Linked DNA regions of Homo sapiens: all the other regions are linked to region 4. A link is a contact called in ENCODE Hi-C or POLR2A ChIA-PET data. All regions are on one chromosome and are shown on one strand. Each heading gives the region's core, a stretch centred on a gene start or an enhancer-like site at or near the end of the contact. The rest is flanking DNA. Distances are from core to core; before and after follow the strand shown. Region 1 holds the start of ZBTB38 (zinc finger and BTB domain containing 38). Region 2 holds the start of PXYLP1 (2-phosphoxylose phosphatase 1). Region 3 holds the start of SLC9A9 (solute carrier family 9 member A9). Region 4 holds the start of XRN1 (5'-3' exoribonuclease 1).

The links. Hi-C counts contacts between places; a loop is a spot of excess contacts on that map. ChIA-PET counts read pairs that join two places held with the same protein, here RNA polymerase II (POLR2A). Pooled maps may share reads with other maps.
Region 1: a loop to region 4 is called in a pooled map, with 5 times the contacts of the local background. The contact joins the promoter of ZBTB38 here to the promoter of XRN1 in region 4. A Hi-C loop is called at or near these places in 3 of 37 single-sample maps with no recorded cell type and 8 of 50 pooled maps. POLR2A ChIA-PET finds 5 or more read pairs at or near these places in 1 of 52 experiments (B cell).
Region 2: a loop to region 4 is called in a map of CD4-positive, alpha-beta memory T cell, with 9 times the contacts of the local background. The contact joins the promoter of PXYLP1 here to the promoter of XRN1 in region 4. A Hi-C loop is called at or near these places in 2 of 168 maps with a recorded cell type or tissue (CD4-positive, alpha-beta memory T cell and naive thymus-derived CD4-positive, alpha-beta T cell) and 9 of 50 pooled maps. POLR2A ChIA-PET finds 5 or more read pairs at or near these places in 1 of 52 experiments (CD4-positive, alpha-beta T cell).
Region 3: a pooled map shows a loop between it and region 4 (8-fold over the local background). The contact joins the promoter of SLC9A9 here to the promoter of XRN1 in region 4. A Hi-C loop is called at or near these places in 2 of 37 single-sample maps with no recorded cell type and 8 of 50 pooled maps.

The regions. Positions count from the first base shown.
Region 1 is chr3:141,367,097-141,370,092 of GRCh38, reverse strand. It overlaps ZBTB38 (zinc finger and BTB domain containing 38), which reads right to left and starts at 1,589. Exons shown (of 6, transcript NM_001376113.1): 1 at 1,289-1,589; 2 at 147-221. RefSeq lists enhancers at 463-1,238, 1,693-1,922, 988-2,187, 2,015-2,790.
Region 2 is chr3:141,230,278-141,233,279 of GRCh38, reverse strand. PXYLP1 (2-phosphoxylose phosphatase 1) reads right to left here and starts at 1,455. Exons shown (of 6, transcript NM_001037172.3): 1 at 1,369-1,455. RefSeq lists a silencer at 1,337-1,716.
Region 3 is chr3:143,847,016-143,849,790 of GRCh38, reverse strand. It overlaps SLC9A9 (solute carrier family 9 member A9), which reads left to right and starts at 1,323. Exons shown (of 16, transcript NM_173653.4): 1 at 1,323-1,643. The coding sequence starts at 1,469.
Region 4 is chr3:142,446,495-142,449,453 of GRCh38, reverse strand. XRN1 (5'-3' exoribonuclease 1) reads left to right here and starts at 1,417. Exons shown (of 41, transcript NM_001282857.2): 1 at 1,417-1,584. The coding sequence starts at 1,510. It overlaps ATR (ATR checkpoint kinase), which reads left to right. Exons shown (of 47, transcript NM_001184.4): 47 at 1-219. The coding sequence ends at 25. RefSeq lists an enhancer at 1,420-1,699.

The sequences.
Region 1 (2,996 bases), core at 340-2,839, 1.1 Mb after region 4:
CCTAATATCCTTTTTAATATAGCTGTAATCATTGTGTACAGAAATCTCTGTGCCCTTTCCCCTTTTCTTTGAATCTTACCACAAACTAAAAAAGGAGAATTGGGAGACTTAAATTTAAGTAGCTGTTGGGGACAAATGACACTTACCAAATTAGTGGTCACAACATTCAGATCTTAGAGCCAGAAGAACAGGACTACAGCAGAGCCTCACTTCAAGACAACCTAATATATTAAAGTAAAACAAAAAGTAAAACATAAGGCCTATAAAACAGATATTTTAGTGTGTGATAGTTAATTTCCAAAGGGAGTTGTCCATTTACAAAGGAATATGCCACTGTTTTCCAGTAAATGACAAGCTTCCTTACTGCCTTTAAAATGAGACTTACGCCTCCCCGCTCCCAGTCATTTTAACATAGAATTTCTGAAGAACAGATCTCCCCTGGTACGTCAGCTATACGAAGACTAGATGCTGACTCAGGGGATGACTTAGAAGCCGGGAAAATCAGGGTATGATTTCTATGCCTACGTGCTGTTCTCATGTATGTGTCAAAACTTTTCTCTTGGGAACTTAACTTTCTTGGGTAGGAACTTCCAGAGGTCGTGAAATTATAGGCTTTGTAAAGAACTATGAGTTTTTAGACAAAGTTAAAACAGACACATTGTGTCTTTGTGCTTAATATCATCCCAGATACGATGGCACAAGTAGGAATGAAAATAAGTCCTCTGTAAACAGGGCGATAAGATAATGGAGGTTCATACACAGAACAATCAGAAACGTGCTCAGTAAAGGCAGCACAATTATGTACATCTTTTTACCAGGGCTGTCATATTTTACCAGGTTAAGTGTGAAAATACCATTTGATGGCACAGGACACGTATTTGCCTAGAACAGGGTTTATTTTTATGTCTGATCGCTCAGTATAAGATCTAGGAAGCAAACAATCCAGAACTCTGAACAAACATTCTGACAGCCTGAAACGGAATACTCAGGTGAGGGGAGGAAGAGGAGGCAAAACAAGAGGGTTGACAGGGAAAGGCATCAGTTGGGCTGTTCTCCCCAGGGTTTCCGTCTTAGTATTGTTTTTTTTTTTTTTTTTTGCATTCTTTTCTGATCCTGTGGAGAGAGATATCAGATCCCTTTGGGGCCGTATTTAGAGGGTCTCCCAAATGCAGTCCCTACTCCCAACTCTGGGCTGGGGCTTGGCAAGCTGTAGGCGTCAGGGAACAAGATGGCGCCCTACGGTGAAGGGCGCTGAGTGAGGGGGGGCCAAAAGTGGGCCTTCACTTACTCGGAGGCGCTGGCTCCTCTGAAACCCAGACGCTGTCAACTCCCTGGGCCCAGGAGTCACAACCGCTTTCGTGCTCTGGGTTCTTCACTTCTTGTGATCAGCTCCACATATTTTTCTGATGATGTCACCCATTCTGACTTCCTACATTTTGAAAGTTGATCTACAAGTAAAATCTTTCGTGAGGCTTAAAAAAAAGAAGAAAAGAAATAAAAGGTGTGCTATAGGGAGATGGAGAGGAAGAGAAAGGCCGTTGCCTCTTTATTTTGAGATTTGCTGCAGCTGCGAGTGCCACTCCCCAACTAGTTTCCTGGCTTCAGAGGGAGGCCAGTGGCCGGGCGTGGGTGACGTCAGGGCCAGGCCTGAGTCATCGCCAGCAGCCCGGGCCGGGCTGCCCTGCCACTCGGAAGGGGACAAAAGGAACCTTTGATGTCCAGAGGCCCTCCTCTCAGCACACTCGCCGGCACAGACCAGCAGGCCAGGAGAACATTCCTGCCGTCTCCCCACCCCCAGCCGCCCTTCCTACTTCCGGAACAGCCCCAGACAGATTCAACAAGGCCTCCCCAAAGGACATCACCCTCCTGCATGGCAGAGGCATGGCCGTGCTCTGTCAGAGAAGCAGGGAAGAAGAAGAGGGTGTTTCCCTGGGGACCTCTCACTGCCCCTCTGCCATCCCCCTTCTTCTGTGTGGTGCCCACCTTACTCAAGGAGTTGCAGTGGTATTGAAAGAGATGCGGAAAGGTGGAAGGCACTTTTGTCACCATCCCCGGGCAGCTCCTGGTGGTCAGTGTCTATTCTCCTCTGCCTCTGTGCTGTGGCCCTGGGCTTCGCTCCCTACCCTGGGTGCCAACATGAACTAGCTCTTCCTGGATTTAAGACATGACCACTCTTTAAAGGGGATATTTATATCTCAGTGCCTGGCATGAGGCTTGGTAATTATATGATGAATTAAGGAATGATAATTGTAAAATAAAATAGTAGAGGACACATATTAAATACTTAGAGTGAACATTCAAGCCTCTGTGCTTTATGAAGATTATTTCATTTATTGGTATTATCACAACAAAAAAGCTGTGAGGTAGGTACTATTAATATTCCTAATGCTATAGAGAAAGAAATGGATGCTCAGAGAGGTTAAGACACTTCTCTAAAGCCTCACAGCTAGTTAGTTCATGGCAGAGCCTGGATCATCTAATCTCACATCCTGTTTTCTTAATCACGGTGCTGAGTGGCTGGAGTGAATGAAGGAATATTGACCAAGGGCAACCTGGCCAGGAGAAAAGAGACAAAGATGGGACTTGAAACCACATCCTACAAGGAAACAATGAAACAATTAGGAATGTTCTGGCAACATGGGCCTCATGCCTTCTTACTGCGTCAACACCAGGTCTGAGGTTTGGCAAGTGGGTGGCTTACTCAGCGTAGCCAGGAGGGCGAATCAGTCATCAGGTTCAAGTGGGGATGAGAAACTAGGGAGGTCGGATGGACGCAAGCCTGTGGCATGTGGTAGATGCAAAATCCGAGAGCCACGGGGTACAGAGTACCTCGGCGGGAGCCAGAGTCCACGCTTGTCTTTGTTGCCTTCTGGCCTCATGGATGTAGGTGGGAGGGTCAGTCCATCTGGGGTGGACAAGAAGGCTACAGGAAGAAGGACATGACGGCACTCTCAAAGATTCCAGACTCAGAAAGAGTTGGAACTGTGGTGTGGTTT
Region 2 (3,002 bases), core at 206-2,705, 1.2 Mb after region 4:
GTCAGGCTAGTCTCGAACTCCCGACCTCTGGTGATCCGCCCGCCTCGGCCTCCCAAAGTGCTGGGATTACAGGCGTGAGCCACCGCGCCCGAGGCCTTTTGATCCATCTGCTATAAATCCCCTTCCCACAGATGTCCCGATTGGGCACCAACACCTCTGAGGAGGGTAAGTTACTGCCAAGCCCGACCGCAGTCGCATCCCGTTTGAAAGGGTGGGCTCCGCACTGCCAGCTTCACACCCACGGGCCTTCTGCAAATATCAACAAACGGCTCCATTTGTGGAGCACTCTCCGATCCCCCATCCACCCCCCTACACTTCCCCATTCACAGCTCGATCTGATTCCCCATCTCTCCTGATTTTACTTGTTGAATGCTTACAAAGGATCCTTGCCTTTCCACAAAGACACTGGCTAGCCAGGCGGTGATAACCTCACTCACTACAGAGCCCCCTCGCAATCGCTGAACTCACAGCCGAAGCGGGAAAATATGGCTCCACGTCCTGCACCGTGAATCCTTTACCATCCACAGGTACAATTTAAAAGGCAGCTGCGGCTGCAAAGCAGGCAACCTACCCTAAGCAAATCCATTCTCTCTCTCTCTGTGTGTGTGTGTGTGACAAACCCAGCTTATTTAAAAGATCAGGACATAGGCAAGTTCACCAGCAAAAGCAACGTCGTGGGTCTACACCACACGGTCCTAACCTGCGCATCCAGGAATGTTAACCTGCGCTCGGGCGGCCCCGTGGCCAGGCCCGGGACTCCCGGAGGCGTCAGGCTGCAGGTGGCTGCCAAGAGGAGCCAGCCCCGTCTCCGGGAAAGGCCGCGAAGTTGCGGCCGCCTCCTTACCTGGAGACTAGCCGGCTCAGGACCGCCCGGGAAGGGGGATCCCGGGAGCTTGAATCTCGGCTGGAATCCAGCGGCGGGAGTGCGGGGGCCGTGCGGGAGAGGGCTGGAAGGGCGGGGGCGAGGTGGAGGCGGGCTCCGCGGGAGAGTGCGGGGCTGCGGGGGGCGAGGGCTTGGAGACAGAGCCGGGGGTTCGCAGCGGGCGTGAGACGGCGCCAGCTCTGGGAGAAGGGGGCTATGGGGCGGGCGCCGGGGCTGGGACACCGGGCGCACGGGGGGAGTGGCAGGAAAGAGGGCGCAAGTCCTAGGCTCAGGGGCGAGCGCGGGGATAAAGGAGGAGGCTTAGTCGCGGGATTCGGACCCGACGCTTCGAAGCGCCCCCAGCCTTCCCGCCCCTCTCCCACTGGCGAGTTAGGGGGACCCCCTCAGTCTCCCAACCTCGGACCCTGGACGCCCACCCGCCTAGAACCTCTGCGCTGCTCGGCCCCAACGGCAACCGCCCCGGCCCAGGCCCGCGCCGCACTCACCGCCCATGGTCCCAGGCCGGCCCCAGCTCCGTCGCTGCGCGCCCGGCTCGGCGCTCGCCGCCAGCTCCTCCCGGCGCGAGGGGAGGCGAGGGCGGCGCGCACCCGCCACCGGGGAGCTCGCGGGGCCCGGCAGCGCCCCCTGCCGACCCCGCCGCGCCCCGTCTCAGTTCGGCCGGCCCTGCACCAGGAGCCCTGGAGCTCCGCCCCGGAGGCGGTGTTGCGGTGCGGCTGGGCGGGGGCGACCGCGCGGGGTTGCTGAGAGGACACTGCCTCTGGGAGGCCCAGCACAGCCCGGAGAGACTGGTCAGTCTGCAGAGCCCTCGGCGTGCAAAGCCACGGGCACGGACAAGCCGAGCGCGCAGGGACCACGACCACAGACGCGCAGGGCTCTCGCGTGCCTCACAACTCCTGACCTGCGATCAGGGACTGCGCGGAGGCGCGCCAAGGCCCAGGAACACAGCCCTGGCCGGCCCGGGCCCTAGTGTGGGTGCTTTGGGGCCATGTGCCTGCCCTGGCGCCGCTGATGCTATCGCCGGGTGGGCGCGCGCGTCTGGGGTGCGCCTGCTGCCACGTAGACCCAAACTGTCACCCCCCACCCCCCACCCCTTTCGGCCTATCCCACACTCCTCTTCCGGCTCAGAACACATCCGGCCTTGTGTTGCTCTAGTCCTCGCTGCTGCTCCGTCTCCAACGGTCTGCAGAGACCCGGGGAGGTCGTGGCCCCGCGCAGTCGCCCTTCCCACCTGCTCCCGGCCCGCGGCTTCCTTGGAGCCGCTGCTGAAGATCCTCAGAGCACTTGAGGGCTGCCTGTAACGCCCCGTTAGACATCTGATAGGCGAACGGTTGTATTTGGTTTGATCAGTATTTGTGGGTCATTTATTGCAAATGTTAGGTTCCAGCTGGTGGAGATTTCCACCAGATTTCTCTGTGGGAGATGAAACGACCAACAGCGATTATCAGAGAGGTCTTTGCTGTCAGCTCGAGGTCTACAGCAACCCTGTGTGTCCTAGCACAACTAGCCTCAGGCAAAATAGATACGGATTCGAATTTGCTACTATATACCTTTGAGGTGCACCTTTGGGAGGATCTCATCCCTTGACTTCTGCTTTCTCTCCTTGATTGATGGCTCTCAAATCCACACACTTGGCTCAGATATGTTAGCCATATTTCCCCCTACCCTCCGGTTTTTTTCTTAGAACTTTCCTCCTCAAGTTACCACGTCTGGCACTAAATTTTACCTCTTCCAAGCTCCCAACTCCATTTATCCCCGTGGTCTCGCCATTCTCTCAGCCACCTGTCATGCCTTCTTCATCAGGTGCCTTAATGGCTCGTCAGTACCGGACTTTGCTGCCTGTCCGCCTCTGGTATTCCCCCGATGCAGCGCTATCCCGGGCCTTTTTTCTGCCCTGAATACTGACAGCCTCTCCCAATCCATGAGCACAAAATCTTTTCACTGTCCCCTTTGGCATCACCCCCAACTCTCCCACCTGGCCCCCACAGAAGCCCACCGCAGCCCGCCCAACAATGTCTCCTCTGCCCCTTCTGATTGTCCTCTCACGGATTGCAGGCTCTACTGCTTAGCTCACACTGTCACCCTCTTCTCTACATGGGTTAGTCAAGGTGCTTTCTGCTGT
Region 3 (2,775 bases), core at 74-2,573, 1.4 Mb before region 4:
AATCACATTGTATAAATTGAGCATTAATTGTGTCAAAATGGGGATCATAAGTGATTAATACTCCCAAATTACAATGATATGGTAAAATGAAAAAAAAAATCAGCTAACCCCAGGATATACCCAAATGTGTTATAGGATCAAGTGTTAAAAGCAAGCAGGTCATAATATTTGCTAAGAAAAAAGAAAGAAAAGGAAAAAAAAGCTGCAGAACCCATGGTATTATCTTGAACTATTTTAAAGTAGAAAAATATGAAATCAGACAGGAGCAACCTGCCACATGGAAGATGATCTGAAGAATCATCACTCTTATGATCAGAATCCTGTGAATACAGAGCTTTCATTTCTGGTGGCAGAACCATTTCTCAGTGAGCAACATTGTTTTGCCATAGGACAGAGGAGGTTGTGATCTATTGCAGATTTCTGTGGGTCCTGGATGCCGAGACCAGGAACCCTACAAAGAGAAATCCATGCATGTGGCGTTGCTGAGGATGGCTGCGTGAGTTTCTCTTTCGAAGTAATGTGTTTTGTTTTTTTTCTTTTTTGTCTCAACGTATCCAAACAGTACAGTTGTAGAGATGGGGATGGAATTTTATTTGTCTTTTGCTTTCATTGTTTTCTCTTGTTAAAAGAAAAACAATTGATTTAGAGTTTAAAGGCTGCTCTGCAACTATCAATTATATAAAGCCAAATAGAGTCATATACTAAATCCTTTCTTGCTTCTCAACTAAAAAAAAAAAAAAAAAATCCTGTGAAATCACTTTAGGTTTGCTTAACCAATGTACAGTCATGATTTGAGAGCATAAGAAACCCTATAAGAAACCCTATGCCTTAAGTGAATCCCATTGTGAGATACTTGAGCTATGAGGCGGAAGTTTCAGGCTAAGCAGTGTAATATCTTTTCAGGAGGCTAATATGCTGATCCATTTAGAGCACAGAGGCTGATTGATAACTGTGCTATCAATCCCCATCACTTTGGCAGGTCTTGGTTAGAGAGGAAAGATCTTGCATTTAGGTGAAGTTGAGTCAGGAATTGGCTTTTTGAACTTAGAAAACGTTGCTAGTGTAAGGCTACCTTTTTTATTATTAATCTACAGTTCATATTTATGCAGCTTAAGAAGACTTATTTGGAATAATAAGACCGTGATTCAAGATCTTAGCATCATTGCTTGCAGATTTGTCCAGTATGAAAGATATTTTCATGAGATGAATCACTTAAAGACATTAAGAGTCAGTGATGAAACCACACACTCTCGAGTTTGAAAAGAGACAGGGCTGCTTTAAGAGAGAAACAGGAAGTTGTAACTAGAAGCCATCTGAATACTAAGCCAGGGCAGAATGCTTGTGAAGTAGCAACTAAAGTGGCAGTGTTTCTTCTGAAATTCTCAGGCAGTCAGACTGTCTTAGGCAAATCTTGATAAAATAGCCTTTATCCAGGTTTTTATCTAAGGAATCCCAAGAAGACTGGGGAATGGAGAGACAGTCAAGGGTTATGTCAGAAAAGGATGAGTATCAGTTTCAACATCAGGGAGCGGTGGAGCTGCTTGTCTTCAATTTTTTGCTCATCCTTACCATTTTGACAATCTGGTTATTTAAAAATCATCGATTCCGCTTCTTGCATGAAACTGGAGGAGCAATGGTGTATGGTGAGTGCATAAATTGTGAGATTGATGTGAAACTTGTTGCTTGAGCGTAATTAGAGACTTGTGCTCAGATAGCAAAGTACCGAAACTGGAGAAAATGTGCTGATTGAAATGTCATTAGTTTGATGAAAGGTGCTGCAGCGTAACGAATGCTAATCTCTTTACAGACAAGCCGCCGAAATTTGCCATGTCACGAGAGCAAATGTCACAGTCATGTTCTCACACGGCACATAATGCAAGTCTGTTGACAGATGCGGGTCCATTGTCATGTGGGGAGTCGAGGGCGAGCTGTTTGTTTTTGTAATGATGTTGGGAAGTGATGGCTCTGCAGTCACAAAGAGCAGCCTTCTCTCACTGGCTGCACCGATGAACATTACGAAGTTCTAGAAAAAACATCACTTCAAAATGCCTGGAGTAATTCCTCTTATATCAACTAATTTCAAGAAGAAAACTTGCAGAAACTAACCCCACCCCTCTTAAGAGAATATTGTGTCCAAGTCCTTTTTATTTATACGAACAGTGTCTTATTTTCTTATAATAAAAAGTTATAAATAAACGAGAGTTTCTTTATGCAGTACTTTTTACTTCTTAGCCTGATTTCAGATGTTCTAATTTATAATGATCATTGCTAGTGTTATTTGTTATGTATCTCCTATTTATGTATTGGAGGCCAAGGTGTGGAAAAATATTTAACACCTGCAGTATTGCTCTTTCTGGGCAACTTACCGTATCATTCCTTTCAGAAAGTTTAATAAAGTCTGACAGAGATTATCTGTCTGTACTCTCATCTTTTAAAGTAAAATGAAAGACACCAGTTTTTACTGGTGTTACTGATGAAATAGTTTACTTCACTGCTCTTATCTCAGCCTGATAATGGATAGGAAGTTTGAACACAATGGCAACAGGCAAGGCATTGCTATAATTTATAGCAAATAACATACTTTTATATTTGGGGTTTCCTCATTTTGGAAATCCTGAAACCCTTTCCTAAGCCTGAGATTCAGGGTACAGATCAATGCACATTGTATATGCTAATCCTGTGGTGTCCTGATATTAACAGTGTATAGTTGTGATTTCAGAACCTAAGGAATCCTAAGCCTTAAGTGGATCCCACTGTGAGATACTTGAGCTATAA
Region 4 (2,959 bases), core at 168-2,667:
TCTTGGTTGGACTCCATATATGTGAAATGAAATTATGTAAAAGAATATGTTAATAATCTAAAAGTAATGCATTTGGTATGAATCTGTGGTTGTATCTGTTCAATTCTAAAGTACAACATAAATTTACGTTCTCAGCAACTGTTATTTCTCTCTGATCATTAATTATATGTAAAATAATATACATTCAGTTATTAAGAAATAAACTGCTTTCTTAATACATACTGTGCATTATAATTGGAGAAATAGAATATCATGTGTTCTTATGGTCAAAAACTATATTTGCAAGAAACAAGCAAGTCTAATTTCATTTTACAACTTCTATTGATTTCCTTTTAAAAGTCCTAGCTATTGTAAGGATTCACTTGAAGAACAAAATTATATGGAATAAATACTGTGGGCAAGGCGTTGTGCCAGACTTGTGCATAGAGCTACCCTCTCCTGCCCTCCAGGAAGTGACAGTCTAGTAAGAGAGATATATAAATATAAATAGCATATCATTAAGTTCACTTAATAAAACTTTGTTTTAAAGTGTGATAGGGAAAAAATATAAGCCAAGAAGCGTGAATGTGAAAACGAAATAAACATTCTGTAATTTGTGTGATGCTGCCATACTGCAGTCCCAGAATGCAGAATCCAGTGGTCATGAAAGACAGCGATACTTAACATTTCCTGAGATCTTAAAATCCAAAAAGTATTAAATGTTTAAGGTTTTTCTGTAAGTTTTCATCCAGAAGACTTAAATACAAAGTAACGGGTTAATACATTCAAATAAGTGGAAAACTCTTACATTTAAAACTGATAATTTCACTTAAGTTGATAGAACTCTCCTTTGCTGTGCGGTTGAAAGTGTGATGGGGAAAAATATGATAAACCCGGATGCAAGAATGTCAAAACTAAACATTAAATGATTTCGTATCCAAGGTCTTATGTTAACAGTTGCGGGGGGCGGGTACATGGGAAATTTTTTTGAACAATTTGGAAAAGAACGTTTTTAAACGTATGTATTAAGAAACGTAAGTTTAAATTCCTCAGAGAAAAAAAATTATTGACAAAACAACAAACTAAGCCAAGTAAATCACCAGATCTTTCGAAATCTGAATGAAAAATACTGAGATTAGCAACCCTAGGAGACAAGCGGAACAAAAATCAGTGTTCGATACCCTTCCCACACCTTCGTACGGTTTTCATGCCACTTCCAAATCCACTTAGAAAGCACAACTCTATCATGGGGCATTTTCGCCCCTAAGTTGCAACACACCAGCAAACCTCCGCAGATTCCCTGACCGCCACTGGACAGTACCGCGGCCCCGGCCGCGCGAGGCCCGGAGGGCTAAGCCCCGCCCCTCGGACGGCCTCGGATCCTGCCGCTCTAGGCCCGCCGGGCGCTCTCTATGGTCGGCCGGGCGGTGTGTTGTCATCCGCGGAGCGACGACCGGAGGCTGCGGCGGAGCCCCGGCGGGGCGTTTGGTTTCGGTTTGGCCCTGACTGGGATTAGTGTTGACGATCGAAATGGGAGTCCCCAAGTTTTACAGATGGATCTCAGAGCGGTATCCCTGTCTCAGCGAAGTGGTGAAAGAGCATCAGGTGGGTGAGCGAGGGGCAACGGCTCAGAAAGCCGAGGACCCGGGGCTCCGCGGCCCTCTCCACCTTAGAGCTGGGGCTTTCGAGCCACCTCTTTCCCCTCGTCGTCTGGACGATTAGTGGCATTAGGGAGGGGGACGGAAGGTTTGAGGACGCCCGGATGAGCCGAAAGGGGCTAAGGACGCAGGTTGCCTGTGTGTGGACAGAGCCGCTGGGTTCACGGCTTCTCTGACAGCTCTTGCTTCTGCTGGTCCTTCCGCGACTCCGAAATGAAGTCCTGGGAAAGAACGCTTTTACTGTTCTCCGGTTTCCTCCCGGGGAGCTGCAAGTTGCCTTTTTCCTTACAGAGGCTGCGAAGCTGGAGTGGGTGTCCTCGTAGGTTCCCCCATCCCACCCAGAGCGGCAGACCCACTTACAGACGATAACAGCCGCTTCCGCACGCAGTCACCTTGTTTACTTTCCCTGATCTAGAGCGCGGCCCACCCGGCCCCCGGAGCCTAGACTTTCCGACGTGGCTGATGGTCATATTGGTGATGCCTTTTGTTACTTTCTGTTATTTCAAAAGCAGCACCAATCCCCTGTTGCCAAAACAAAAAACTCTTGGGCCAGCTGGGGAGTGGGGCGTAGGACCTTTTATTTGGAGGCCTCACTGTGTGACAGAGGGGGTTGGGAAACGAATTGATAGAACATTAATACTACTAATAATATTTGGCATGTACTGACCCCAGGACAACGTTAATGTGTAGATTCCGAAAACGTAGTTTATATATTGGAACTGTGGAAAGAGAGGAGAAAGCAGTCGTCTATTAGGTAAACTAGACTTTGGGTGATACTTTGGTGTTTGTCACATTTAATGAATTTGATCTCTTTTCTGATGCTTTACAGAAAAAAAGCTTGAAATTTGTGTAGCTGATTGAATCAGTTGTGATGGGTAGTATTGTAAATAGCCTATTAAATTATGGTTTAATCGGCATTTACGAACATGAAGGTAGTTTACTTCTGGAAAGGAGTTTTTGTTGCTGGATTCCAATCAGATTTGGTAGATGAGAAATAGACTACAAAAAGTTTCCAAGGTTAGCTTATCTTGAATTTATTTGAAACATAGATTGAGTTAGGTTTAGAGAGGTATTTTTTTCCCCCGGGGAGGGCTAAAAAGGAAACCAGTACATTGCAGAAATGGAGACAACCAACTTTGGCTTTTCTTGCATCCTTCAGTCAGTACCTGCTATATATCAGTCACTTTATCTCTAAAGTGCAAAAATAATGCGATTGTTATTCGTGATGATTTAATACATAATTTGTTCAGTAATATTTTTATTCTGTAGTCTGTGGCACAGAATTTGGTTTGGTGAAAATATCTTAGATTCTCTCCATCCTG